Linked DNA regions of Homo sapiens: regions 1, 2, 3, 4, 5 and 7 are each linked to region 6. A link is a contact called in ENCODE Hi-C or POLR2A ChIA-PET data. All regions are on one chromosome and are shown on one strand. Each heading gives the region's core, a stretch centred on a gene start or an enhancer-like site at or near the end of the contact. The rest is flanking DNA. Distances are from core to core; before and after follow the strand shown. Region 1 holds the start of NPHP4 (nephrocystin 4). Region 2 holds the start of RERE (arginine-glutamic acid dipeptide repeats). Region 3 holds the start of LINC02606 (long intergenic non-protein coding RNA 2606). Region 4 holds the start of ENO1 (enolase 1). Region 5 holds the start of NOL9 (nucleolar protein 9). Region 6 holds the start of VAMP3 (vesicle associated membrane protein 3). Region 7 holds the start of ACOT7 (acyl-CoA thioesterase 7).

Region 1 (3,857 bases), core at 875-3,374, 1.8 Mb before region 6:
CTTCAGCAAAAGTCTTTTAAGGATGAAATACAAATGCCCTGGAGGAAGTGCAGAGGGGCCTTTGGGGCCAAATCAACAATAAAAGAGAAAATCGAGAAGGCTCCAGGTCTTGAACCCAAGAAAAGGGTACAGTGGGCTCTCCAGGGGAAAAAAAAAAAGAAGAAGAAGAAAATACACCCACTTTTAATGAGCCCCTGATGCAAGACAGGAACTCACATTCTATGGTTACTATTCCAACAACTCTGCCAAATGAGAATCATCATTATCGCCATCTTACAGATGAGAACACTGAGACTCAGAAAGGATAAACAGCCAATCCAAGGTCACACAGCTAGCTATTATAACTAGCTATTATAATAGTATTATAGATATAATACTGTAAGCTATTATAACTACCTCCCACTACCTCAATCAAGGAGGCCAGGAGAGGCCAAGGGAGAAGAGAGGCCCAGAGGGAAAAAGTAAGAGCACCAAAGGAACCCAGGGCTAATGCTGTCTCCTCTTTAACTTCAGGACAGATTCGCAGCCTCCCCACCTGTTTCCAACCTCCAAAATGAGAGCTGTGAAATCTCCTTGAGATCTCTGCTTCTGCTGATCTATTCAGCAACTATTTCCCGAGCACTTGTGTTCCAGTGCATAAGAAGGCTGTCAAATGTGCTGTCTTCAAGCATCTAGAAAGCCAGTGGGGGAGAAAGACAAGAAAGTGACTGTGAGCAGCAACAGGCCCCCGGGAGGGTGCAGAGGTGAGCAGGGCTGAAGGAAGATGCAGGGGGTGGGAGGCGCTGTCAGGGTCCGGGAAGCCTCCTTCCCGGAATGGAAAATGTGTAATGCCTGAGACCCAGATGCCTTGGGGAGCTTTTGGGGAAGCAGAGGTCTGATTAAGCACTGCCTGGAATTCCCTCATTCATGAGCATTCTTTCAGCACCTACCCTGCGCCCGGGAGAAACGGTCTTGAACACAGCAGACAAGCTCGCTACCCCCATAGAATGTAAAGAAACGGGGCACAAATTAGCATACAAAAAGACACAAGTGTGACCTACGGAAACTGCACAGAGGAGGTGCAACGAACGGAGCCCTGGGTTAGGACCGGGAGGCGCTGCCCACCATCAACAGAAATACTCCTCCTTTTGCCAACTACACACGCGAGAGGCTGGATTTCCTTCACAGACGTCCACCAAAGCCACACATCGCGACACACGGAGGCAGAAAGCAGCGGTCTCCTAAGAAGTTAGACACGAGGAATCTCGGGCAGCGAGGTGCCTGCAAGCCCGGGGGCGGGCGGGAGCAGCCTGCACGCGTGGGGAAGGGCACGCGGGAGCGGGTGGCGCCTTCCGGGCCGGGTCGGCCGGGAGGTTCCAAGGCAGGAAAGGGGCGCAGAAGGCCGGGACGGCGCCGGGTACAAAGCCTCGCAGGGACGCCCGAAGGCCGCAGAGCCACCGCGGGGAACTGACAGCCGGAGCCGGAGCTGGAGCCGGGGGGCGGGGAGGAGGGGCGGAGGGGCGCGGCCAGGCGGGGTCCGCGGACTCCGGCCTGGGAAGGATGCGCGCGGACTAGGGCGCGGGGAGCCAAGGCCCAGAACATCGGTACCGCGCTCCCTTCAGCCGAGGGGCTGCAGAGAGGCCAGGGGGCAGGGGGCAGGGGGCAGGGGGCAGGGGGCAAAGGGCAAGGGCAGAAAGGAACCCACGTAGCCAAACGGCACCCAGCGGCCCCGACCCCAAGTGTCCCGACGAGGGGGGACGCCTGCGACTAACGCGGGGACAGCCCCCGCCGCGCGCCACCGCCGCACCCCAGGCACCGGGCCCCCACGCAGGGACGGCGTGGACCACCCTACCCCCGAACCCCGAGGCTCTGGCCAACACTGAGGCCCCCTGTGCCTCGAGGCCGCGTCCAACCTCCCCCGCGGCGCCGGCCCACATGGTTCCGCCCGCCGCGGGCCGCGTTACCTAGGAGACCGACCCGCCGCGGCCGCGCCGGAGGCCACGGAGCCCACGCTTTTCAGAGAGTCTCCACTCGACGGACCCAGAGGCCCGGCGGCCGGTGCTCAACGGAGCCACAAGCCTGAGGACCGAGGACTGGCCGAGGGGCGCGCCCCGTCCGCTGCCACCCGCGGGAGGAGCCTCGGAAGGCGGCGCACCGCGCCGCACACTCAGTCCAAGAACCCGCCTCGCGTCACTGTCGCCGTCAGGGCCGCGGAGCCAATCAGAGCCCAAGTCGAGGGCTGCGCTTTGCGAGCGCCAGCCAATCGGTGCGGCGGCGGGCCCATCCTGATTTGCATGTCCGACGACCCCTCAACCAATGGTAATGTGACTGGCGTGAACAATAGCCAATCAGAAGCTGGAAGAGGCGTGGCCCCGGGCGTCCCACGAGGTGAAGATGCTGCTGGCGGAACCTGCAGGAGCTAGCGGGATTCGGGGGCGCTAAAGTCGCAGGGGCAGGGCGGGAAGGAAGATCCGGCGCGGGGCACAGGATCCGGAGCTGGAGCCCCCAGGTGAGTACCGGGGAGACCCCGGCGGGGCGCGCTTTCCACCAAGCTGCTCCGGGACGGCGGCGGCGGGTATCCGCGAGGCCCGCGCTGCGGCAGGCGCCGCGGTCCCGTCTCCATCTCTTCTTCCCCGGCCCTGCGTCCCTGCCTCCGCCGCTGTCTCACCTCCTCTCCAGCCTCCTCACCTCCTTCTCCATCGTCTCCCTTCCCCCATCCCTTTCTGTCTTTCCTTCCCTGTCCTCCCGCCCGCCCGACCCTTCAGCTCGCATCCCTGACCCCTGCCCCTGCCGCCGTCCCTCTTCCCGGTGCACCTCTTCCCCATCTCTGCCCGCTCCGGTCCTAGCAGCCTCGCCCTCCCCTTTCCTCCATCCTCCTCTCATCCCCTCTCCCGGCCTCTGCGCAGCCCCACCGGGGCGCTGCTGTTCCCGGTCCTCCCCATCTCTCCTCCTGATCGCTTCTCAAGGCTCATCCGTCGTTCTCGCTGCCTGTCCCTGTGTCGCTCCGGTCCCTTTCCCCACCCTCCCATTCTGCCCCCAGCCCCTCCGACCTCTCCCCGCGGGCACGCTCTCACCACCTTACCCTGCTCCCCAAGACTGTGACCCTGCTTCCTGCACCAGTTCCTCGGGCTGTTTACAGCACACACACCGCCACTTCTGACCCTGAGCCCCTACTCCTATCTTAAGCTTCTCCCTCCTGCCAGGCCTTGGCACAAAGCACTTCCGCACCTCCCTACCTGCTGCTGCTCCCAGGATGCAAAGACCCCACTGCTGCACCGCGTCCTGCGGCATTAGCAGCAGCCGGGGTACCTGCCCACCTTCCCACCCCGCCAACCAGCCGCATCCTGGTGTCCCTCCTCCTGGCATTTGTCCTGGGGGCTCTTACAGGGACTGTGCTTTGCCCGCAGCATCCCGGGGTGCTCCAGGTGGAAAGCCCCTTAGCACCTTTCCTCCCTGGCCACCGTCTCCTTCCCTCCCCACCCCCACTTTCCTGCTCAGCCTCACTTTGTGATTCAGCATTTTTGGGGTTGGTAACTTTCTTGCTTCCTGTCGTGATAGGGACCTGGCTACGGAGCTGAAGGCAGGGGTCTTGACCCTGCGGTTAGCAGGGCCACCTTAGGAACCAGACCTGAGCTGCCTGGTTGGGAGGGGGCTGAGGAGCTGGGGACCGCCACTGGGGGTTGTCTTTTCCTCCCTTTCATTTGTCTGCCCTGTGTTGAACTGTGTCCAAGGGGAGATGACATAAGTAATAGCTCTTGGGGAAGTGGGCTATTAGCATTTATGGAAATTAATACATCCACATCCGAGGAGCAAGAACACCAAGTTCAGGCCACAGCTGTCCCACTGTCTGTCGTTTCAGGATTTTTTCTTTCTCTGCA
Region 2 (3,675 bases), core at 186-2,685, 1.0 Mb after region 6:
TAATTCACCAAGTTCACCCTCTTACTAGTTATCTTTTTTTGCGTTTAAAAATTCGCTGTGAAGAAGGCTATTTCACGATTCATACAAAACTACTTTCTAAATGTACCTTAAAAAAGCAACAGATACTGAAACATTTAAAGCACCCAGTTTCTCAAGGACCCATTTTACTTAAATCAATGTTTGAAGTCTGTAATCCAGAAAAATTGTAAGCAAACCTTGGAAAAGAGACAGAGGAAAATGACAATTCAACAATGAATCATTCTGTTTTCCTTTCAACAACTTCTCAAGCAACCAGTTTCAAAGGAAGCCTGCAACACTTTTCCCCCCTCCTAGCAGACACACATACACACGTGTATGTAAAACTACGAATCTTTCCATCATCTTAAAAATTAGTAATAAATAGAAGCCACCCTCCTTCAGAGAGCAGAACTAAAACAGGATAGTAAGAATTCTATTCTGCTGCAAGTGACTTTGGGTTTCATAATTTTCTAATCACATACAGCTGAGAACTAGAGATTGGGAGCACAAAGAGGAAATCTTCCCCCAATGAGAAAATGATACTTTAATAATAAAGTCCTCCCCCCAGCACCCCGAAATCCACAAACATTCAAGAAATTTACAGTTTCAGTCCTTGACTTCCTTCCCTTCCAGTTTCAGCCAATAATGTAGTCACATGAAATAGTTTAACCTCAAACAAGTAGAACAAGAGCATGAATAAGAGGCCAAGAGAGAGCAGGGGTCAGAAGGCACGCAGGAACGGTCACCTGGCCCGGACAGGACCAAAGAAGTGCCCTGCCCTCGCCCGACTCCCCTCGACTTCGGCTTCGACCCCAGCCTTTTCTTCCTGCCTCCCCCCGGGCGAGTGACTGCTTTCACGGCCGACCCTCTCTGACCACCAGGACGAGGGGCCAAAAAAGAAAGCACACGACCCGGCGCGGGCAAGTTGGACACTTACCTTCCCCTAAAGCGCTACACCATCAATAGTGAGGTGTTCGCGGCCCAGCTCCGGGGAAAGTGGCGGGGATGGGGCGGGAGGCCGCGCGGAGGCTGCGGGGCCGCGGGGCGCAGGGCCGAGAGGGGCGGCCCGCGGGGAGGCGACGCGGAGGGGCTGAGGGGGCTTCCCTGCCGTGACCTTTCCTGCGACTTGAACCTAGGCTCCCTCCTCCTCGGTCGGGCAGATCTTTCAGAAGCAGGAGCCCAGGATCATGTCTGGTTTTGTTTTCCGAGGGCGAGGGGGCTCCCTGAGGATGATGGTGATTTTTTTTTTTTTTTAATCCTCAACTAGGAGAGAAAATGAGGCAGAGACAATGTGGGGAGCGAGAGAGGGGAAAAGGACGGGGGAGGAGGCGGGGACCGAGGCCCAGCGGGGCGAGCGTCTCGGGGTGTGCGGGAGGCTGAGGAGGCTCCGGAGCGCGGAGGGTTGCTCGCGAGCGTCTGTGGGAACAGCGGCACCTCCGCGATGGTGGCGGAGCCGCGGCGGAGCTGCTGCACCGACCCGCCGCCCACTCCCCGCTCGGGCCCGGCCCACCTCGCAGTATCGCGCCCCTCCATTGGTACAGCGCGGTGTGACGCGGCCGGGGGCCCGGCCAATGGGAGGCGGAGGAGGCGGGATCTCTTTTTCCTTTTTTTTTTTTTTTTTTTTTTTTTTTTAATCTTTTTAATAAAATGAGCAGAGAAGAAGGCGGAGAGAGGCCGAGCCTTGACAACGCCGCGGCCCGGGGCTCGAGGGCTCGCGCTGCAGGCGGCGGCCAGAGGCGGTGGGCTGGGCTCCCGCCGCGGGCGCGTCTTTGTGAGAGTGCGAGGCCGGCCCTCCTCCGCCGCCCGCCGCGCTCCAGTACCGCCCCCCGCGCCCCCCGGGCTGGGCCGGGCTGGCGGCGCGGGCAGGTCCCGGGTGGGGTGGGGGGAAGTCCGGTTGATCTTGCTGTTACCCGGGTCTTAATTGGCCTTTTCAGTCATTAGGACGCGGATCCATGTTGCTGCGGGCTACAGAGTGGGTGTAAACCATTCTCATATGGACTCTTTCGAAATTCTGATGAGCGGCTTGTAATATTTTTCAAATAGTGTACATGACAAAAGATGAATTACAGAAAGAAAAATAAAAGTGATAAGTCGCACTGCTTATTTGAAAAGAATAAAAAGTGTCATGAAGGCATAAAGGAGAGACTGTACAGGTACAGAAGGGATTTTAGAAAGAGCAGTGTACAACTCTATAAGGTACGTGTGAAAAAAAATCTAAAAAGAGGAAAAGACCAAACATCACCTCTTTTTCTTTGAAGAATGAAGTATTGTGTCCCACTTCCCGAAAGCCTGATAATCACAGGGTCTATCATGCTGTAAAGGGAGTAGGGGCAGGCCAAATGATCATATTCTAGTTCATATAATTTATGGGATTGAGGGGTTTGGAAATTTCAATTATGATTAGCAGTTTTTGAAATGCACATCATGTTTATTGAGTTCTTTCACAGAGCCTGGCACGAATCCAGGGTGAATCATCAACCTATTGTTGGTTTGTTAATATTCTGTAAATGCTTATTGGTGTCCTTATACCATACACTCTTCCCGAAGGAGTTAAGGTCCGTATAAAATAAGGGGTAGAAAACGTAGCACAAAATAATTCACTCATCTGTTTCAAAAGAAGTGATAATTTTCTCCTTGGAAAATCTATTCAGATTATAATTTCCACATTGAATTATTCATTTTTTTTTTTTTTCTGAGAGGGAGTTTCACTCTTGTTGCCCAGGCTGGAGTGCAATGGCGCGATCTCGGCTCACCGCCACCTCCGCCTCCTCAGTTCAAGCGATTCTCCTGCCTCAGCTTCCCGAGTAGCTGAGATTACAGGCATGCGCCACCACACCCAGCTAATTTTGTATTTTTAGTAGAGATGGGGTTTCTCCATGTTGGTCAGGCTGGTCTCGAACTCCTGACCTCAGGTGATCCGCCCGCCTCAGCCTCCCAAAGTGCTGGAATTACAGGCGTGAGCCACCGCACCCGGCCCACATTCAATTATTCTTTAAAGAATAATTTGGACTAACAGATACTATTGGACCATGACCCAAGAGATCTTAAAAAAAAAAAAAAAAGCCATAGATCCTTGCCATCACATTTCTGAGTAACTTTCAGCAAGAAAAATCCTCTTTGCTGGAGTTATGAAATGGGGAAACTAGTTAATATCTCTTTATATATCTGATAATGTGAGAACTGAATTTTAAAACCTAATAAATTCAATAAACTGCTTCCAACATTCTAGATATGGATAGGACTATCTGACTTCCTGTTTGGAAATGATGAGGGATAAAGTATATCAGTTAGATGGCTTCACTTTCCATCAAAATCTCTATCTACAGGAGCATTCTTTCTTTTTTTTCTTTTTTTTTTTTTTGAGACAGAGTCTCGCTCTGTTGCCCAGGCTGGAGTGCAGTGGCACGATCTCAGCTCACTGCAACCTCCACCTCCTCGGTTGAAGCGATTCTCCTGCCTCAGCCTCCTGAGTAGCTGAAATTACAGGTGTGTGCCGCCACACCCAACTAACTTTTGTAATTTTAGTAGAGATGGAGGTTCACTATGTTGCCCAGGCTGGTCTCGAAACTTACAGGAGCATTATTTCTAATAAAGATTCAGCTCTGTGGTAGACAAATGGACAATGCACTGCCATCCAGCAGGGAGGAGAGAGGCTCT
Region 3 (3,726 bases), core at 1,127-3,626, 1.7 Mb after region 6:
ACAGAGCTGGAAACCACAGGTCTTGTGGTGACAAGGAAGCCAGACACTGGCTCCCCAACCCTTACAGCACGGCATCCCTCCTCAGACAGTAACCCGGGATCCGACCCAGTCTCGCAGGCCACCTGCCAGCACCCGGTCCTTGGCTAGCTTCAGGTCACCATTGAAGAAAGGGATTTATTTTCCTTTCAGATTGTGATGGTTTAGAGGCATTGTTTGGAGGTGAGGTGGGAGGGCTCTGCTTACATAGAACTTGGCCTCAGCGTACAGACCCACAAAAAGCAACCTCTGGACAAAAGCTGGGGTTTTTTTGTTTTTTGAGACAGAGTCTTGCTCTGTCAACCAGGCTGGAGTGCAACGGCGAGGTCTCGGCTCACTGCAACCTCTGCCTCCCAGGTTCAAGCGATTCTCCTGCCTTAGCCTCCCAAGTAGCTGGGATTACAGGCACGTGCCACCATGCCCGGCTATTTTTTTTGTATTTTTAATAGAGACAGGGTTTCGCCATGTTGATCAGGCTGGTCTTGAACTCCTGACCTCAGGTGATCCACCTGCTTCGGCCTCCCAAAGTGCTGGAATTACAGGCATGAACCACCGTGCCCAGTAGCCATGCAAAGTGCTTTGCTTATATTATTAACTCATTTAATCTTCATAGACAAACAGCTTTTAAAAAAAGCTGTTTTTAAAACAATTTGAGGAGCATCTGTGGATGAATGCTGAGGCCATGTGCCGGTCAGGGGGCAGTCTTCCCATTAGTGGTGGTGTTCTCTGCGTAAGGAGAAAACAGGGTTTTTAATTTTTCATTTTTCTGAAGGGAAGAATCATAAGGAAGTGGAAACAAAAGACTCCCCAAACCATAGCATGAGGTTTAACTCTCATGATACCTTAAGGAAGTAGGCATTATTATGCCCATTTCTATGAATCATGAAATAGATGTGCAGGAGGGTTCAGAAGTCACCCCAGCTCATACAGCGCCTAAGGAGCAGGGCCAAGGTTCAATTCAAACCGAATCCCAGCCTCATGCTAGATCTTAGTTCACACTTCATTCTTTCAATGAGCATTTATAATCTAAACTGTACCTAGCAAACAGGTGGGACTTCAATGTTTCTTGAATTAACCACCTAAATGTGCCATGATGTCAGAGACAGATGTCATCCTCACTGTAGCCCCCAGGTTCAGCACAGTATCCAGGAAAGAATGGGTGCTTGTAGTCCCAGCTACTCGGGAGGCTGAGGCAGGAGAATTGCTTGAACCCGGGAGGCAGAGGTTGCAGTGAGCCGAGATCTCGCCATTGCACTCCAGCCTGGTTGACAGAGCAAGACTCTGTCTCAAAAAAAAAAAAAAAAAAAAAAAGCATAGGTGCTTAATCAATGTCAGCCAATGAATACGTAAAGGAATTCTAAGTTTTAGAACAGTGATACTTTATTTTTCTTTGTTTGTTTGTTTGTTTTTGTTTCTTTTGAGCCGGAGTCTCACCGTCGGTCAGGCTGAAGTCCAGTGGTGCCAGCTCGACTCACTGCAACCTCCACCTCCCGGGTTCAAGCGATTCTCCTGCCTCAGCCTCCGGAGCAGCTGGGATTACAGGCGTGCACCACCACGCCTGGCTAATTTTTGTATTTTTAGTAGAGACGGGGTTTCACCATGTTGGCCAGGCTGGCCTCAAGTGATCCGCCCAACTCGGCCTCCCACAGTGCTGGGGTAACAGGTGTGAGCCACCACGCCTGGCCGATACTTCATTTTTCTGGAGGTCATTTACTTAGTAAGGCCAACTGGATCCTGGCTAAAAATGTGAAAGAAGACAGAAAGAGTCACGAGCAGTGAACAAAAGTCACGGGTCCTAGCACGTAAAAGCTCAAGTACTTGATTCAAAGCCGAAATTCTCAGGTCCTCAGTTGTAGCCTGGTTACCCTTACAAACACCAGTGCTAAAGAGCACGGTTACTAATCTTTCCAGGACACAAGATTTGAAAGCATCTGTTTCGAAGGGAGATGACCTGCTAGAGGAAGCTTGCGGGCAACAGCAAATTGGGAGTTCGACTAGCACTTTCAGACTGGGATGCAACGAAGAACTCGCCAGCAGAGGTAAGAGATGGGCAAGATGAAGAGAATGAACTCTGATTCTCGGATATCTGCCCGCAAGGTGGCTCCGAGAAAGCCAGCGGGAAACTGCAGCATCGCGGAGGACTTCTCTAGTTCAGGTTAAAGAGACAGCAGCCAGAGGGAGCCGACCTCAAACCCAACTCCCGACAGCAACCTTGAGGCCACCCGAGGTGGCGCATGCGCAGTGTGCGAGGTAGTGCTCTTCCTACCTGCCGACCTGCGGAGCCTTCTTACTGAGCAGGGCTTACGTCACGCAAGCGCCGCGGGTGTGTGACGTCATCTGAGAGCGCCACGCGCGGTCCCGAAAACCTGAGCACCCTCTGGCTAAGGCGTTGCTGTAGAGACGGTGCGCCAGCCCCGCCCCCGAGGCGGGATTGGAGGAAAACTGGACAGCTGACAAGGGTGACGTTTCGAAAGCGCGCGGGAGGCCGTGCTGGGACGCAGAGCCCGAAAACCTATTTGAGGGGCGTCTTGACCGAAGGTGCTAAATATCACATGTCCCCATTAAAGTAAAAATGCAAACTGCCCTAATCGGATTTCGTGTAAGGCAGGAGGGCTGGGAAGACTTAAATGTATCACTTCAGTAGTTTAGGGGTGGGAAGAAGAGTTTGGACCAGACTGGTGCCGGGATAACCTGACCTTTTTGAGCCTTAACTTCTTCTCGAAGGGATCGTTCCCATCAGCATATAAACATGTAATTTCCCCCTTCCTGAGAACCCTGTGGTGGCTCCAGCTCCCACCCCATCCCTTCGCTTTCTGAATACCGTAACTCCTTGGAAGAGTGTATATATTCTTTGTCCAGCTCTCTCCTCCCACTCTGTTGAACTCCCTCCAGCCAAACTCAGTCTCTCCCAAGTCCTCCTCTTACCTGCTCTATCAGCAATTTTTGATACAGTTTATCACCCTCTCCTCCGCAAAACTTTCTTCACTTGGCTTTTGGCAGTGCACACGCTTGTTTTTCTCCTCCATCCCTGCCCCACCTTCTCTGTTTCTTTTGCTAGCCTCTCCTCTTTTTCCTGACCTCTAAATGTATCAGTACCCCCAGCACTGGCTCCTTGGACTTCTCTTTCTTTTCGCTTAATCTCTTGATGATTTCATCGGGTTTCATGGCTTTAAAGACTATGTGCTGATGACTCCCCTCCTTATAGCTCCAGCCTGGAATTCATCCTCAAGAAAAATCCTTCTGGCTTCTCAGGCTGTAAACTTAGAGTTCTTCATCCCGTGTCAAATCTGTCAGCAGATCCTATTGGCTTTTCTTTTTTCCCCAGAATCCGGTATCCACTAACAGCATCTTAGACCAAGCCCCCATCTCTCACCTGGATTATTGTAATTGCCTAGCTGGTCCTTCCTCTGCTCCCACCCCGTCAGTCTGTGTTTACATAACAACCTCAGTAATTCTGTTAAAAGTCATATCATGTGCCTCCTCTGTGCAAAAACTACCAGGCCTCCTGTCTCAGAGTAAAAGCCAAACCTTTACCATGGCTAGAAGTGTTCCACACGGCCAGGCCTCTGTTCTAGACCTTTCCTTTCTTGTCTCCGTTCTCACTTAACACCAGCCACAGTGGCCATTCTGCCAGGCTTGCTTCTGCCTCTGGGATCCTGAACTTGCCTTTACCTCTGCCTGGAACTTGTC
Region 4 (3,801 bases), core at 1,185-3,684, 1.1 Mb after region 6:
GTTTTTAACTTTCAAAATTATTTACTGAAGTCACTTCTGTGGCTTTGTTGTCTATGTAACAATGGAGTTTTATTCATTAGCCAAAAAAAGGTACTTACTTTTTACTAGGTTCCAAAAAGGCAAATTTGTTTAAACATATTTTTAGATTTAATTTTGCGTTTTGGCAAATTATATACCCGAGTAACATTTCCATCACTGCAAAAAGTTATCTCAGGCCATTTCCAGTCAATATCCCCCTGCCCCATCTCCAGGCCACCACTGTGGTATACTTTGAGTATTTCAGTCATACTTTTAAAGGCAATTTTATTAGGGTGCCTCAGTACTTTTGTTTTCATTTTAGTGACTTAAGACGAAAGAAAGTCTTGGCCGGGCGCGGTGGCTCACGCCTGTAATCCCAGCACTTTGGGAGGCCGAGGAGGGTGGATCACGAGGTCAGGAGAGGAGGCTGAGGCAGAAGAATGGTGTGAACCCGGGAGGTGGAGCTTGCAGTGAGTCGAGATCGCGCCACTACACTCCAGCCTGGGCGACAGAGAGACTCCGTCTCAGAAAAAAAAAAAAAGACAAACGTCTTAGGATGTGAAAATAAAGTGTGATTTTTTTTTTATTTTTTGAGACGGAGTTTCGCTGTTGTCGCCCAGACTGGAGTGCAATGGCGCCATTTTGGCTCACTGCAACCTCAGCCTCCTGTCTCAGCCTCCCGAGTAGGTGGGATTACAGGCGCCTGCCATTACGCCCAGGTGATTTTTTTTTTTTTTTGAGACGGAGTCGCGCTCTTTCGCCCAGGCTAGAGTGCAGTGACACGATCTCGACTCACTGCAGGCTCCGCCTCCAGAGTAGCTGGGACTACAGGCGCCCACCACCACACCCGGCTAATTTTTTGTATTTTTAGTAGAGATGGGGTTTAGTAGAGTAGGATGGTCTCGATCTCCTGACCTCGTGAGCCACCCACCTCGGCCTCCCAAAGTGCTAGGATTACAGGCGTGAGCCACCGCGCCTGGTCGATTTTTGTATTTTCAGTAGAGACGGGGTTTCACCACGTTGGTCAGGCTGGTCTCTAACTCCCGACCTCAGGTGATCCTGAGGAGGCCCACCTCGGCATCCCAAAGTGCTCGGATTACAGGCGTGAGCCACCGCGCCCGGACCATTCACAGCTTTTTTAGCTGCCTGGATGGAACCCCGAATTAGGGACACGGTAAATGAATGGAGCAGTCAGGGCCCGGGTGGGCCTGAAAGGCAAGTGAAGCAATGGACCCTACCGCCCAGAGAAGCGCACAGAGCAGGGGAACATTGAACAGGAAGCTTTCTTAAAATACATCCTTCTTGGCCTAGCGCGGTGGCTCACGCCTGTAATCCCAGCACTTTGGGAGGCCGAGGCGGGCGGATCACCTGAGGTCGGGAGCTCAAGACCAGCCTGGCCAACATGGTGAAACACCGCCTCTACTAAAACAACAACAACAACAAAAAAAAAACAAAATTAGCCGGGCGTGGTGGCGCATGCCTGTAATCCCAGCTACTCGGGAGGCTGAGGTAGGAGAATCGCTTGAACCCAGGAGGCCGAGGTTGCGGTGAACCGAGATCCGAGATCGCGCAATTGCACTCCAGCCTGGGCAACAATAGCAAAACTCAAAAAAAAAAAAAAACCAAATCAGATCAGGCCCGATTTTTGGTGGCCAGCCGGGGAGCCGCTCTTGCCCAACTTGGGCGAGGTCGCCTGGAGGACTTGCCAATGATCTAACGGCTCTGCTGTAGGTTCCTCAAGAGGTGCCTTCTCGGAGTTAAATGAGTCACCGCTTACTAGGCAGAAGCGCGGGCCGCGAGCGCGGGCGAGAGGCGGGGGCTACCGGTGGGGGAGGGGGCCGCAGCCTCGTGGCCATCTCCACTATCGCCGCCCTCCTCCATTTTAGGAAGGGCCTGGCCTGAGTGGCCACCGCCGCTAAGTCTGCGTCTATCCCAAAAACCTTACACTTGGCTACGATGGAAAAGCAACTTCCACTCCCAACTCCCGCTGTGCTAAGCAGCTCGCGTGTGCAGCTCCCGACCTTCCCTGACAGTGACTCGGCCCCGCAGTCGGTAATCACGTGTTGATCTGCACTTTCCCCTCCAAAGAAATCGGGGGCCCAGCACGTGCGCCTGGCATTGCGCCCCCGCCCCGGGCCTCGGGGTGAGCGGGGGCGCCAGTTCCCACCCAGGGAGGCGGCTTGCACGTGCCCCCGACCCCGCCACGCTGGGCCTGCGGGCGCGCCGCCTCCCTCGGAGGGAAAAGAGCCCCACAAGCCCAGAAAAGCCCTGCGCCGCCTGCCCGTTGCTCAGCCCTTCCCCAATCATTACCTAGCCACTGGGTCTCGTCGCCTAGGAGAGGAAGCGGAGGGTGCTGCAGACACCGAGGTGAACGTAAAGCCGGCGAGATCTCCGTGCTCCGGGTACCCACAGATACTGTCCGCGCCGCCCGCGCCGACTTCCTGCCTAGCTAAGGCGAGCCCCACCCACTTCCCGCCTCCGGGGCACGCCCCCTCAGCTCCGCCTCGCCATTCGTCGGGAGAGCCGTCACTCATTCCCTCACCTCCCGGAAAGGGGTGGGACTGCGACGGCTGCAGTAGCGTGGAAAGGGGGGTGACGTCCCGCGGACTTGAGGCGGGCAGATCTGGGGGGCCCCGACTCCCCAGCGGCCCTGTAGTGGTGCGGGCGAAACTCTGGCCCCAGATAGGACCGGTGAGCCGAACTGGGGTGTGCGGAGCCGGGGCTCCGGGGGATGGCCCGGGGCGGCGTGGCGGGCATGAGAGCTCGGGGCTCCGTCACGTACTCCGAGTCCCGCACGCACTCAGCGTCGCTCTGGGGCCCCACGTCCGGCCCTCGACCTTGCTGACAACTTTGGCGGCCCGGGCCTGCCGCGGCCCTCCTGCCCCGCCCCTCCTGCCTCGCGCCGCGATCCGAGAGACCCCGTTGGCGTCGAGTCGTTGAGAGGCTGCGCGCCTCGGCCCCACTCCGGGGTTGGGGCGCTGGCCCCGCCGCAGCGCTGCGTGTCCGGGGCCACGTGCGCCGCCTGCGCCTGCGCGCTGCCCTCCAGCCGCGCCCGTCTGGCCGGGCTCCGCCTGGCACCCGCCAAGGTGACCCTGTCCCTTTCTCCTTGCTGCGGTGAGAATCAGGCCGAGACAGCCAAAGGAAGGTTCACTTTCCTTTAATTCTACCTCATACTTTTTGAGTGCCTTCTAGGTGTCCGGCGCGCCCCCACGTGCTTCCCCAGTGTTAATTCATTCTCTCTCTAGTCCATGTCATGTTGCCTCTCAAATTTTACATCCCTCTCATTCCCATCTAGGGAACTAGATCAAACCTACCTGGATTCTTGTGAACCATTCATGTGAATTATTTGGAACTGGAATTTCACACAGACCCGGGGAATTTCTCAAAGTTCAAGACGGGTCATATTCCGTGGAATACGGAAGGAGTTGGAGTGATTTCACTTTTCTGATCAAGAACTGATAGCCATTAAAACTCAGCTCCGCAATATATCCCCCCACTCCAAGGGAGGGCTGAGATGATCACTTCGTTTTCTGTTACGGCTACTTTTATATTTTTCAACATTACTGCTGGTCTGTAAGAGAACTAAAACATCTGATTTTCCTCATTTCCTTGTAAAGAGGTGTTCAAATATGTACTTGAATTTAATTATTTCTTCTGGTCAGCTGCAAAACCTGCTTTTCTTCCTTAACCCCTAGCATTTTTATCCTCTTAGCTACAGACAGGTTTCCATGGCGTTGGTTAAAAATTAAGGCCTATTGAGACCATAGTATTTGCTTTCCAGTG
Region 5 (3,649 bases), core at 1,059-3,558, 1.2 Mb before region 6:
TGATCTGTGCAGCAAACCACCAAGGCACCCATTTAACTACGTAATAAATCTGCACACCCTGCGTATGTACCCTGGAACTTAAAAGTGCTGGGATTACAGGCGTGAGCCACCACACCCGGCCGATATTTGATTTTCTGTACCTGAATTAGTTTGCTGAAGATAACGGCTTCCAGCTCCATCCAAGTCCCTGCAAAGGACATGATCTCATCCCTTTTTATGGCTGCAGCCTTTTAAATTTTTTAATTTTATTTAATTTTTATTTATTTATTTATTTTTGGGACAGTATCAGCTTACCACAACCTCCACCTCCCAGGTTAAAGCAATTCTCCTGCCTCTGCCTCCAGAGTAGCTGGGATTACAGGCGTGTGCCACCACATCTCAAACTCCTGACCTCAGGTGATCCGCCCACCTAGGCCTCCAAAAGTGCTGGGATTACAGGCGTGAGCCACTAGACAGGGTTTCGCCATATTGGCCAGGCTGGTCTCGAACTCGCTACCTCAGGTGATCCACCCACCTCAGCCTCCAAAAGTGCTGGGATTACAGGCGTGAGCCACTGTGCCCAGCTCTCTCTTTTCCTTTTCCTTTCTTTCTTTTCCCCTCCCTCCTTCCTTTCTTCCTTTCTTTCGAGACGGAGTCTCACTCTGTCGCCCAGGCTGGAGTGCAATGGCGTGATCTTGGCTCACTGCAACCTCCAGCTCCCGGGTTCAAGCAAGTCTCCTGCCTTAGCCTCCTGAGTAGCTGGGATTACAGGCGTGTGCTACCATGCCCAGCTAATTTTTGTATTTTTAGTAGAGATGAGGTTTCACCATGTTGGTCAGGCTGGTCTCAAACTCCTGACCTCAGATGATCTGCCAGCTTCGGCTTCCCAAAGTGCCGGGACTACAGGCCTGAGCCACCGCGCCTGGCCCATACTTTATATTTTTAAACTAAGATCATACCCCATGGCAGCTACAGAGAAAGCATGGTGACCGTGAACTCGGCTCTGTGCTCCTGGTTCAGACAGACTCTACCACTCTGTCCTTTTAAAGACCCACAGCTTGCCAAGTCTCTTCCAGAACTTCCTGGGTTTTGCCTTCCCTCCTGCATTAGACAGGGAATCTCCAGGAATGGCATCCACGTTAAGAATCAGGCTGCCTGAGTTCGACTCCTAGCTCTCCCTCTACTGTGTAAGTTACCCAACCTCAGTCTCCTCGTCTGTAAACACTTAGAGAGAGGGACAACTACTCCGTAAGAGAGCTGGATGTTTAAATGGGTTCAAAGCCTAAAACACTTTTGGAACCCTTAAATCCTGGAATTTCTGAGCTCTCAGTAATTGCAACCTTTTTTTTTTTTAACTATTAAAATCCCTTTCAGAGTTCCAGGTGCGGTGGTTCACACCTGTAATCCCAGCACTTTGAGAGGCCGAGGCGGGTGGATCACAAGGTCAGGAGATCGAGACTATCCTGGCTAACATGGCGAAACCCCGTTTCTACTAAAAATACAAAAAATATAGCCGGGCGAGGTGGCACGCGCCTGTAGTCCCAACTACTCCGGAGGCTGAGGCAGGGGAATCGCTTCAACCCGGGATGCGGAGGTTGCAGTGAGCCGAGATTGTGCCACTGCACTCCAGCCTGGGGGACAGAGTGAGACTCTGTCTCAAAAAGAAAAAGAAAGAAAGAAAACAAAACAAAATAAAGTCCCTTTAGCTCGTAAGGCCTAGGGACCCCTTAGCAGGGTACCTGTTACCCTGCTGCTCAGGGGAGCCTAGTTGCCACCAACCATCAAGAGGATGGACTTGAATCCGACTGGCAGCCAGAGAACAGGCCCGGGGGACCACGGTCCTCTCCTACCCTGCAGCTCTCCCGGGGCTGCCTCTCCAGCCCTCCCTGCCCTCGGGGACTACTACCGGCGCCCCCCACCTACCTGCTCGACCGGCAGCAGCAGCAACGCGCGGCCGGGGCCCACGGGCCGCACCGGTGGGATGAGGAGAGGCCGGTGGCAACTCGAGGCGGATTCGAGTTCGGGTTCGGACTCGGGTTCGGAGGCCGGGGTCGGGCTAGGGATCGGGCTGGGGGTCGCGGTGTTGGGTCTCCGGGCCGCCGCCGCGCGCGACACCTGGCGGGCTCCCTCCCTCCAGTCCACGCCGGACGCCTGGGCTTGCAGTAACCGCCACCGTAGGCGCCGCCGACCGCACCAGCGCAGGCTCCCGAGCCGGCGGCGGGGCCGGCGGCTGAGGATGAGCTGGGGCCGGGCCTTGCGGACCCGCAGCCAAGTGGAACGGCAGGAACCCCGCTTTAGCAGCAGTCCCGAGTCCGCCATGCTGGGTCCTCAGGGCCTACCGCGCGAGAATCTCGCGAGATCCCGTCGGTCCGCCCCGCTGCCCTCCCAGCTGCCGAAAAGAGGGGCCTCCGAGCCGCCGGCGCCCTCTGCCGGCAACCTCCGGAAGCACACTAGGAGGTTCCAGCCGATCTGGTCGAGGGGCTCCACGGAGGACTCCATTTACGTTACGCAAATTCCCTACCCCAGCCGGCCGGAGAGAGAAAGCCAGAAACCTCGCGACCAGCCATGGGCCACCTCTCCGGAAAAACACCGGGATATTTTTTTTCTCCTGCAGAAAAAGCTTTAGGATTGGCAGTTTAAACAAAACATGTCTATTTGCATACCTTCGGTTTGCATGCATTTGTTTCGAAGTGAGCAACCCTGGGTAACAAGGCGAAAGTATATGACAATTTGCTCAGAATCTTAATGTCAGAAAACTGGAGACTGGGGCAGGGGGGTGTCGACTCAAAGCTGTGTCTCATTTAGTAAACTGAGGCCCAGGTAAAAAGTTCTGAAACCTCGCAACACCCGGAGAAATTGTGTTCCAGCCTCCCACCTCGCCCCAAAATGCCAGAGCTCCTTTTCTAAGCCAGGTGAAGTCACAGAGCGTGGACAGAACCCACAACCGTCCAGAGGAAGGGTCACTGGGTGCCACCTGGTTTGCATCTGTGCCTTCGTCCTGCCCAGTTCCTGAGTGGGACCGCAGGCCCGGAATGTCAAGGCAAACAGTCCTGCTTCAGCCACTGGGCTCCAGTCCCACCCCTTTTGGGGGCCTGAAGTTAGGAAGCATCCGGCAGCTGCCTTCTATTTAAGCAACTGGCCTCCTTAGAGGCCACTCCTTGGCCATGCCAGGCGCGGGCATCTGGCCAGCATGCTGCTCTGCACGGCTCGCCTGGTCGGCCTGCAGCTTCTCATTTCCTGCTGCTGGGCCTTTGCCTGCCATAGCACGGAGTCTTCTCCTGACTTCACCCTCCCCGGAGATTACCTCCTGGCAGGCCTGTTCCCTCTCCATTCTGGCTGTCTGCAGGTGAGGCACAGACCCGAGGTGACCCTGTGTGACAGGTGAGTGAGGGGCCAGCAGAGCCACACTTAGTGGGACCCCTGGCTATAGGGCCCCTCTGGCTGCCATCCTCCAAACAGGACCTTGCCTCTGCCTTTGCCCCTTGAACTGTCCCCAGGCCTTGTTCATCAATCCACTTGCCACCTAAGTGCTGGCTAGACCTTCCTAGACACTTCGGCCAGTTTCCAATTATTTCACCCTTGCTGTTAGAATGTGTTGTATTGTAACTTCATTGAAATTGGTTCTTGGCTTTGTACCATACCTAGGTGGCCAGGCCTAAGCAAGGGCAGC
Region 6 (3,652 bases), core at 906-3,405:
ACCAGTACAACTGTGAATCCTAGGCGAGGCAAAAATGCACTTCCACTGAAACGAAGCATTTCTGACCGCTTTTTCTTGGTTATGAATCTTAATTTCGAATATAAGATGATAGGTAAGCGCAGCTTTCTTGGATAATCTGAATTCCCAAGTGCCAGGAGTAGGATTTCATTATAAAATTAATAGCTAATCTTATTCTATCTCCTGAAGATTTAATTGCTATTGTTACCCATTCGAAATCAGCTGTACTGTGTGAACGAAATAAAGACAATAATACGAACCCCTCTCTGGCTGCACGGTCGCTTATGGCAGTTCCACACAGTAGTTGGCGCCCAATGGGGGGTCCCTGAGACTTGCATGTAAAACTAGTCTAGATGTCTTCTTTTTTTGTAAGTTTTATTTTTGTAATTGTGCATGTAAAGCATCATTGAATCAATGGATCTGTTGAAGAACTCAGCTGCTGGAAACCATGCAAAATGTTTTGAATTGCCCTTAAAATATGGAAAATGTTTTCTGAATGCTTTATATTCTTTCTGCTGTAAATTAAAAATGAAGAAAATTTCCCCATACTACGTGTGTGTTTTGCTTTAATATGACCGGGTAGTGAAATCTAAGGTGATGGGCACATGTTTCAAAACATATGTAATAATGTCAAGGATTTCCTTCTGATCCAGATGTAATGTTTTGACATTGAATGTTACATTGTTTCAGCTAGGTCCATGAAAGAAAAAATGTCTTCCAGCCACCATTCAGAGAGCTTTTCCCCTATCTTTCCAGGCACCTCTCAACATGTCAATCATTTGTGTAAGGCAGTGCAATTATTTGAAAGATAAAGACATTAATTTAATTCACCTTTTCAGTTACAATCCTCTAAAGTCTTCTAAAAGGCATTTTCCAGCAGATTACGAACGTCGTCCTTTCTGAGTATTGTGTCATCGCCGCTCCCTTCCCGTTCACTGCAGAGCCTCTCCTTATCTCCCTAGTGCTCCCTCTTCCATCTAATCCATCTGGCCACTACTGCCAGAGAAATTTTGCATCATGGATCTCCCACGTCCGTAAGTCAATGGTTTCCAGGGCCCACTACAATTAAATGACATTTTTCTTGTTTGTTTATCCTCTTTATTCAGTCTTCTTTTCACTTGTACCCAACCTGCACCCTCTAGGTGGTCTGTGCACACTGCGTCCATTTTCACTGCTGTCTTTGTTCATGGTGTTTGCCCAACCCTTACTTGGAAAGTTCTTTTCCACTAGTACCCAGCTCAAATCCCACCGCCTTTGTGACACTCGTTTATTCGATATATACTAACGTTTCCCTTTTCAAAGTATTCTATTTAGAGTTGGAAAAAACAGCATAGTATTTAAGTACTGTATTTTTCACTTCTCATCTAAGAGACCCACCAATGACCTATTAGTGTTTTATTTTTTGGTGTAGGTAACTATGTTGGTAGGAATATTTCAGTAACAAATATATACAAGGTAACTCACTGCGTTCAGATTTGTGCTTCCCTCCCTTCGACCAAAACCTGAGGACCTATTCTGTGCTAGGGCCTGAAAATACAGAAATAAAGGAACTACAGCCTTGATGCCAAGGCTCTCGTAAGCAGATTATAATATGATCTGCAGTGACAAATATTTGTGTCACCGATGAAAACATGAGCGGGAACCTCACCCAACACCATGTGACAAATACCCGAAATGGACTTCCTATTTCAACTACTTTAGAGAAACATGGTGCCCTCAGGATCACTAGGTTACTCTGGAACACTCAGCAGAAGCCAGTCATCTGTCTCTAATACTGTTAGAAATGGTCCCGAGCCCAGAATAACATGAATTGCCCCCACCCTCACTTATCCACGCAGTCCCTCGCCAGTGGCTAATGCACCACGTTTACAGACCACGTCCCCAAGCGCCAGCGCGGACGGCGGTGCGGACAGGGAGCTGTATTGACCTGCGTTCTGCGTTTCAGAGCCCGGACCGCCCTGGGACCCCTGTGGCCCTCAAGTTCCCAAGTGACCTCGTCCGGGGAGGGGACGTCTCGCTCTGACCCCGCCCTGGACGCACCCACCCACGACGCCCCCGCCCACTTCCGGCGCGCCCCCTCTTCGCCCCGCCCACTCCCCCGGCTCCGCCTAGTGACGTCTTTGCCCCGCGCCGCGCCGTCCCACCCATCTCCCTGGCCTCCGGTCCCAACTTCGCTTCTCTGCTGACCCTCTCTCGTCGCCGCTGCCGCCGCCGCAGCTGCCAAAATGTGAGTGACGCTACGCGACGCGGGCGGCTTCGGGCCCCGCAGGCGGCAGCTCGCGCTGGGACCGCCATACTGCCCAGTTGCCGCCGGCCGCCACTCGGACGCAGGCCGGGGCTGCGCGGGGATCCCGAGGCCTGGGGGTGGGCGGTGGCCCTTGGGTCGCGGGCTGCAGACGGGCCGGGCGGGTCCCGCGGCCATCGGGCGGACGCGGAAGGGGCAAGGGCGGGGCGGCGAGACGCTTCCCGGAGGAAGTGAGCTGCCCGCCCGCAGCCCGCTCCTCGCCCCTTCCCTTTCTAGTCCCCGACGTCCCTGAGAGGAATGGGGACGACAGCCCTGGTTCGGGAGCGCCCGCTCTCGGCCCGGTGCTGCGCTGGGCCCCAGAAGTTGCGAAAGAAAGGACCTCGGCCCTGTCCTGAGCCCCTGTGGGCCGAAGAGCTCCTTGCCTAGCTAGGGGCATCTGCACTGGAAAGATCACTTAACCGTGGGCCTTCGCTCTCTTAAGCGAAAGCACGTTGCAAACCCCTGCTTCCAGTGGTAAGACTCAGAGAATGCTAATGGTTAAGAATCACAAGGACTCCCTCTTCCACCTCCATTCTGCTCATTGCTCACCGTCGGAGGAAGCCCCGGGTTTCTTCCAGGAGCTGGGGACCCCCCTCGAATGTTCCTGCTGAGGCTGCTGTGCCAATAGATCACAGTGGTTAAGATCTAGAGCCAAGGTACACAGGACCTGATCTAAAAACAAGCTGTCCTGCAGCCAGCTGTGTTGACTCTCTAAACCTCACTTTACTCATTTGTAAAATAGGAGTAATATTCCCCTCAGAGAGTTATGAGGGTTAAAGGAGGAAAAGCATGGAAAGAGTCTAGCGCCACGGCATGGTCCTTACTTATCTACCAGATACTAAACTCCGTGAGGACGGTGATGAGATCTGTTGTAGCCCTGGTCATTGACACATGACAGATGTAAAGTGACTGTTCAAACAGCCCATCAGACTGTTGTATACCAAGGCACATGCTAGGTGCTATCTAGGATACAGAGAAGAGAGTAAGAAGACCCAGGAACCTGTGATCTATTCGAGGAGGCGGGACTTTATACCTGAAAAACCAAAGTGATACTTTCCAAGTAATGGAGCCAATAATGACTTCAGAGTCAGAGTGGTTAAGAAAGATCTGCATGGGGAGAAATAAAGCCTTTGATGAAGATTTTAAAAGATGAGTACCTTCCTGGGCCGGGCGCGGTGGCTCATGCCTGTAATCCCAGCACTTTGGGAGGCCGAGGTGGACGGATCACTTGAGGTCAGGAGTTCGAGACCAGCTTGACCAACATGGTGAAACCCCGTCTCTACTAAAAAATACAAAATTAGCCGGGCGTGGTGGCACATGCCTGTAATCCCAGCTGCTTGGGAGACTGAG
Region 7 (3,405 bases), core at 502-3,001, 1.4 Mb before region 6:
GGGCAGGGCTCCCCCAAAGACGTTCCCCCTCTGGAAAAGTCAAAACCGACCTTGAGGTAAGGAGAGGCCCTCGACCAGGCCAGAAGATGAGACTGAGAGTCAAGAATCGCCATAGACCCAGGACTTGCTATATGCCCAGCCTTCCTGGAGATGTCAACATCTACAGGAAAGTAACTTGCTTCTATTGGACTTGGCTTGAGCCCAAGGTCAGTCTGTGATGCCCAACCCCCAAATGTGAGGAACCCACTACCAAAACAGAAAGCAGCTCTCACTCCTGGTAGTTCATCAAGCAGGATAGGACCGGTCGCAGGCCACAGAGCCTGTGTGCAGTGGCTGAAAACCTAGACTCCTTGTCCTCACTTAGCTCATGCACAAATGCCAGCCTGCTGCTTCCGATTCTGCCGAAGAGAACTGCAGAGTAACCTTCAGGCTGCCCTCCCCACCTCCTATGGGAAATGAGCTTGTTCATGATCTCCAGCCTCCAGCTTCCTCTGGGGGCCTGCATCTATCTACTCAGTACCTGGTGGAAGAAGAGGGGGTGCTCTAGAAGGACAACCCTTTGCCTCTATTGTGTAAGATGCTTTCAGGCCCAACAGACCACTGATTCCCTTTTCTTCATAGTAAACTGTTAGAGGTAGACAGTATTATCTGTTCTTCCTTTCAACACCTGCCCTCCCCCAAACCGAAGCAGTGCACTGAAGACGGTAGCTCTGCAACCTCCTCCCACAGGGGCACCCACCGAGGGGCTCGCGCGGCTCTGGGCACCTCCCCTCCACCTCTGGGGGCTTTGGTTAGCGCAGCACAACCGCCGAGGTAATGATCCCGAATCCTCGAGGAGGCTAAGCAGGACCACGGGGCTGAGGCTCCGGGATGCTCGGGCGAGGCCCGAGGCGGGGCGGCCCACGGGCGCCGGTCGCCGGGCTCTGGAGCTGTGCATTGACCTCCGCCCGCCCCGTCCCTGCCTGGCTTTCTCGCCCAAACGGCCCGTGGCGCGGCCGCCGCCCTGGAGATGCGGCCAGGAGGAGCCGGCTGGAGGCGGGCGGGGGCCGCCCGGCTTGTGCGGCATCGCGAGTCGCATCCCGGCCGGGCGGGCGTCCGGGGCGGCGGCGCGGAAGGCCGTGCGGGGAATCGGCGGGCGGGGGCGGCCTCGGCGGGTGGGGACCACAGAGCCAAGCGGGGCAGGCCTGGGGCGGTGACCGGCGCGCCTGGCCGCTGCAGGCTGCGCGCGGGCCCTCTCTTACCGGCAGATCTGGATGGCGGACGGCGTCTCGACGTCTGGGCCCGACATGCTGGGGGCTGCGGCGGCGGATGCGGCGGGCGGCTGCAGAAGGGCGCAGGTGTCTGGCAGGCCCGGCGCGGAATGAATGAGCCCGGGCCGCGCCATAAAGGGGGAGGGCAGAGGTGGAGCGATGGGGCTGGTGAGGCGGGGCCTGCGCGCCGGGGGCAATCGAACGCGGCCTCCCCGCGCCGACCCCGCCCCCGCGCCGGCCCCACCCCGAGCCCCGCCTCCCAGGCCGCCAAGGCTGCAGAGAGCTCGCGCGGGCGTACGATTCTGGCGGCGTGGGGGCCCAGGCAGCCGCCGCTTCCAGAAGGTTCGGTGGCGGTTGGGCCGCGCCGGTGCGGGGAAGGCCCGCTAGCCGCGGCAGCCGCGCCCGACCCGGTGGCAGCCCCGAGGGAAGCGTCTGGGGCGGCCTAAGTGGCGGAGCAGGGCGGACTTGGGCCCTCACTCTCCGCGCGGCGGTAAATATTTGTGCTGGGCGTTCCCGGCCGCCCGCGCCGCCGATTCGCTGCCGCGCCCAGTGCCTGGGCGGCCGGATGAGGTCAGAGCGGAAGGCGCGGCCCGGGCTCCTGGCAGTGGGGCCTGATTCCCACCCCCGCCCCCAACCCACCCCGGCACCAGTCGCCCGCATCGCGGCTCTCGCTAAGATCGGCCCTAAGAGAGAATGGAAGGCTGTTTCCTAGAAAGGAGCATTGGTGGCGGCTGCTGGGAAGACACGGGGAATGGAACGGGCCTTTGCTTCCGCAGCACAAAGCGTCACGAGGTGGGGAGGAGGAAAGGCCGGCGACTATCTACACCGCCGCCTGCAGCTTTTACTGGGAGCGCTGAGCGCCAGCCTGGAGGTGCACGTGTTGCAGTGAGGAGCCCTGAAACATGCGTGTTTTACTGCACAAGATGTGCCCTTGAATGGAGTCTAGGCCAGTCGGGGTCACCAAAAAAAATCCACCAAAAAACACCCAAGAAGGGAGAAGCGGTCACCCCCCACGTGCTGGAATGACAGCTTTTTACTTGCTAGGCAGTTGGACCTTTTCCGAATTTTCTACAATGCACATAGATTTGTACTTACATCTTTAAATTAAAACCCACGCAACTCCGGCTCCCTAGTGCAATTTGAACAACCCATTTACACTCAGCTAGGTAGCTCTGAAGGAACTGTGCCTCACCCCGGTCACCCTTGAGTTACCAGACCGTGGAGGCAGCCCACAGCATGATCTGTAGCTCCCAGAAGCAGGGGCAGTCAAAGTCAGAACTCTGTGATTTCAAGACTTTTATACTAAGAATTTTGTTTTTCTGTTTTCTTTTTTTTTTTTTTTTTTTGAGACGGAGTCTTGCTCTGTTGCCCAGGCTGGAGTGCAGTGGTGCAATCTCAGCTCACTGCAAGCTCCGCCTCCCAGGTTCACGCCATTCTCCTGCCTCAGCCTCCCAAGTAGCTGGGACTACAGGCGCCTGCCACCACGCCCGGCTAATTTTTTGTATTTTTAGTAGAGACGGGGTTTCACTGTGTTAGCCAGGATGGTCTTGATCTCCTGACCTTGTGATCTGCCCGCCTCTGCCTCCCAAAGTGGTGGGATTACAGGCGTGAGCCACCACGCCTGGCCTGTTTTCTTTTTTTGATATAGAGTCTCGTTCTGTCGCCCAGGCTGGAATGCAGTGGTGTGATAGCTCACTGTAACCTCTGCCATCCAGTTTCAAGCAATTCTCCTGCCTCAACCACACTGAGTAGCTGGGACCATAGGCATGCACCACCACGTTTGGCTTATTTTTGTATTTTTAGTACAGATGTGTCCAGAATTGGTGGGTTCTTGGTCTCACCGACTTCAAGAATGAAGCCGCGGACCCTCGTGGTGAGTGTTACAGCTCTTAAGGTGGCGCATCTGGAGTTTCTTCCTTCTGGTGGGTTCGTGGTCTCCCTGGCTCAGGAGTGAAGCTGCAGACCTTCACAGTGAATGTTAACGGCTCATAAAGGCAGTGTGGACCCAAAGAGCGAAAGAACAACACTCCTACAGCGTGGAAGGGGACCAGAGTGGGTTGCCACTGCTGGCTCGGGCAGCCTGCTTTTATTCTCTCATCTAGCCCTACCCACATCCTGCTGATTGGTAGAGCAGAGTGGTCTGTTTTGACAGGGT

The links. Hi-C counts contacts between places; a loop is a spot of excess contacts on that map. ChIA-PET counts read pairs that join two places held with the same protein, here RNA polymerase II (POLR2A). Pooled maps may share reads with other maps.
Region 1: a pooled map shows a loop between it and region 6 (12-fold over the local background). The contact joins the promoter of NPHP4 here to the promoter of VAMP3 in region 6. A Hi-C loop is called at or near these places in 2 of 168 maps with a recorded cell type or tissue (B cell and posterior vena cava) and 9 of 50 pooled maps.
Region 2: a loop to region 6 is called in a map of B cell, with 7 times the contacts of the local background. The contact joins the promoter of RERE here to the promoter of VAMP3 in region 6. A Hi-C loop is called at or near these places in 3 of 168 maps with a recorded cell type or tissue (B cell, CD4-positive, alpha-beta T cell and naive thymus-derived CD4-positive, alpha-beta T cell) and 8 of 50 pooled maps. POLR2A ChIA-PET finds 5 or more read pairs at or near these places in 1 of 52 experiments (B cell).
Region 3: a pooled map shows a loop between it and region 6 (28-fold over the local background). The contact joins the promoter of LINC02606 here to the promoter of VAMP3 in region 6. A Hi-C loop is called at or near these places in 2 of 168 maps with a recorded cell type or tissue (CD8-positive, alpha-beta T cell and naive thymus-derived CD4-positive, alpha-beta T cell) and 8 of 50 pooled maps. POLR2A ChIA-PET finds 5 or more read pairs at or near these places in 1 of 52 experiments (WTC11).
Region 4: a loop to region 6 is called in a pooled map, with 8 times the contacts of the local background. The contact joins the promoter of ENO1 here to the promoter of VAMP3 in region 6. A Hi-C loop is called at or near these places in 3 of 168 maps with a recorded cell type or tissue (CD4-positive, alpha-beta T cell, CD8-positive, alpha-beta T cell and gastrocnemius medialis), 1 of 37 single-sample maps with no recorded cell type and 12 of 50 pooled maps. POLR2A ChIA-PET finds 5 or more read pairs at or near these places in 1 of 52 experiments (activated CD4-positive, alpha-beta T cell).
Region 5: a loop to region 6 is called in a pooled map, with 5 times the contacts of the local background. The contact joins the promoter of NOL9 here to the promoter of VAMP3 in region 6. A Hi-C loop is called at or near these places in 5 of 50 pooled maps.
Region 7: a pooled map shows a loop between it and region 6 (7-fold over the local background). The contact joins the promoter of ACOT7 here to the promoter of VAMP3 in region 6. A Hi-C loop is called at or near these places in 10 of 50 pooled maps. POLR2A ChIA-PET finds 5 or more read pairs at or near these places in 3 of 52 experiments (H1, OCI-LY7 and activated T-cell).

The regions. Positions count from the first base shown.
Region 1 is chr1:5,990,301-5,994,157 of GRCh38, forward strand. It overlaps NPHP4 (nephrocystin 4), which reads right to left and starts at 2,125. Exons shown (of 30, transcript NM_015102.5): 1 at 1,944-2,125. It also overlaps a transcript of KCNAB2 not described here. RefSeq lists enhancers at 694-1,548, 3,425-3,474 and silencers at 1,625-1,804, 1,955-2,124, 2,165-2,344, 2,425-2,674.
Region 2 is chr1:8,816,205-8,819,879 of GRCh38, forward strand. It overlaps RERE (arginine-glutamic acid dipeptide repeats), which reads right to left and starts at 1,436. Exons shown (of 23, transcript NM_001042681.2): 1 at 956-1,436. RefSeq lists silencers at 1,034-1,093, 1,344-1,643, 1,744-1,973 and an enhancer at 1,386-1,680.
Region 3 is chr1:9,426,620-9,430,345 of GRCh38, forward strand. It overlaps LINC02606 (long intergenic non-protein coding RNA 2606), which reads right to left and starts at 2,377. Exons shown (of 2, transcript NR_104622.2): 1 at 2,303-2,377; 2 at 1-762. RefSeq lists enhancers at 1,110-1,744, 2,243-2,472, 2,533-2,622.
Region 4 is chr1:8,876,252-8,880,052 of GRCh38, forward strand. ENO1 (enolase 1) reads right to left here and starts at 2,435. Exons shown (of 12, transcript NM_001428.5): 1 at 2,329-2,435. ENO1-AS1 (ENO1 antisense RNA 1) reads left to right here and starts at 2,584. Exons shown (of 2, transcript NR_038351.1): 1 at 2,584-2,709; 2 at 3,314-3,634. RefSeq lists enhancers at 1,272-1,864, 1,865-2,458, 2,459-3,050 and silencers at 1,809-1,928, 2,139-2,188, 2,909-3,158.
Region 5 is chr1:6,552,205-6,555,853 of GRCh38, forward strand. It overlaps NOL9 (nucleolar protein 9), which reads right to left and starts at 2,309. Exons shown (of 12, transcript NM_024654.5): 1 at 1,903-2,309. The coding sequence starts at 2,298. TAS1R1 (taste 1 receptor member 1) reads left to right here and starts at 3,103. Exons shown (of 6, transcript NM_138697.4): 1 at 3,103-3,360. The coding sequence starts at 3,170. RefSeq lists an enhancer at 120-620 and a silencer at 2,015-2,274.
Region 6 is chr1:7,769,141-7,772,792 of GRCh38, forward strand. VAMP3 (vesicle associated membrane protein 3) reads left to right here and starts at 2,156. Exons shown (of 5, transcript NM_004781.4): 1 at 2,156-2,245. The coding sequence starts at 2,244. It overlaps CAMTA1 (calmodulin binding transcription activator 1), which reads left to right. Exons shown (of 23, transcript NM_015215.4): 23 at 1-566. RefSeq lists enhancers at 1,360-2,056, 1,800-1,849 and silencers at 2,083-2,325, 2,290-2,519.
Region 7 is chr1:6,392,016-6,395,420 of GRCh38, forward strand. It overlaps ACOT7 (acyl-CoA thioesterase 7), which reads right to left and starts at 1,752. Exons shown (of 9, transcript NM_007274.4): 1 at 1,242-1,752. The coding sequence starts at 1,384. RefSeq lists silencers at 1,063-1,152, 1,423-1,872 and enhancers at 1,101-1,612, 1,613-2,125, 2,126-2,636, 3,389-3,405.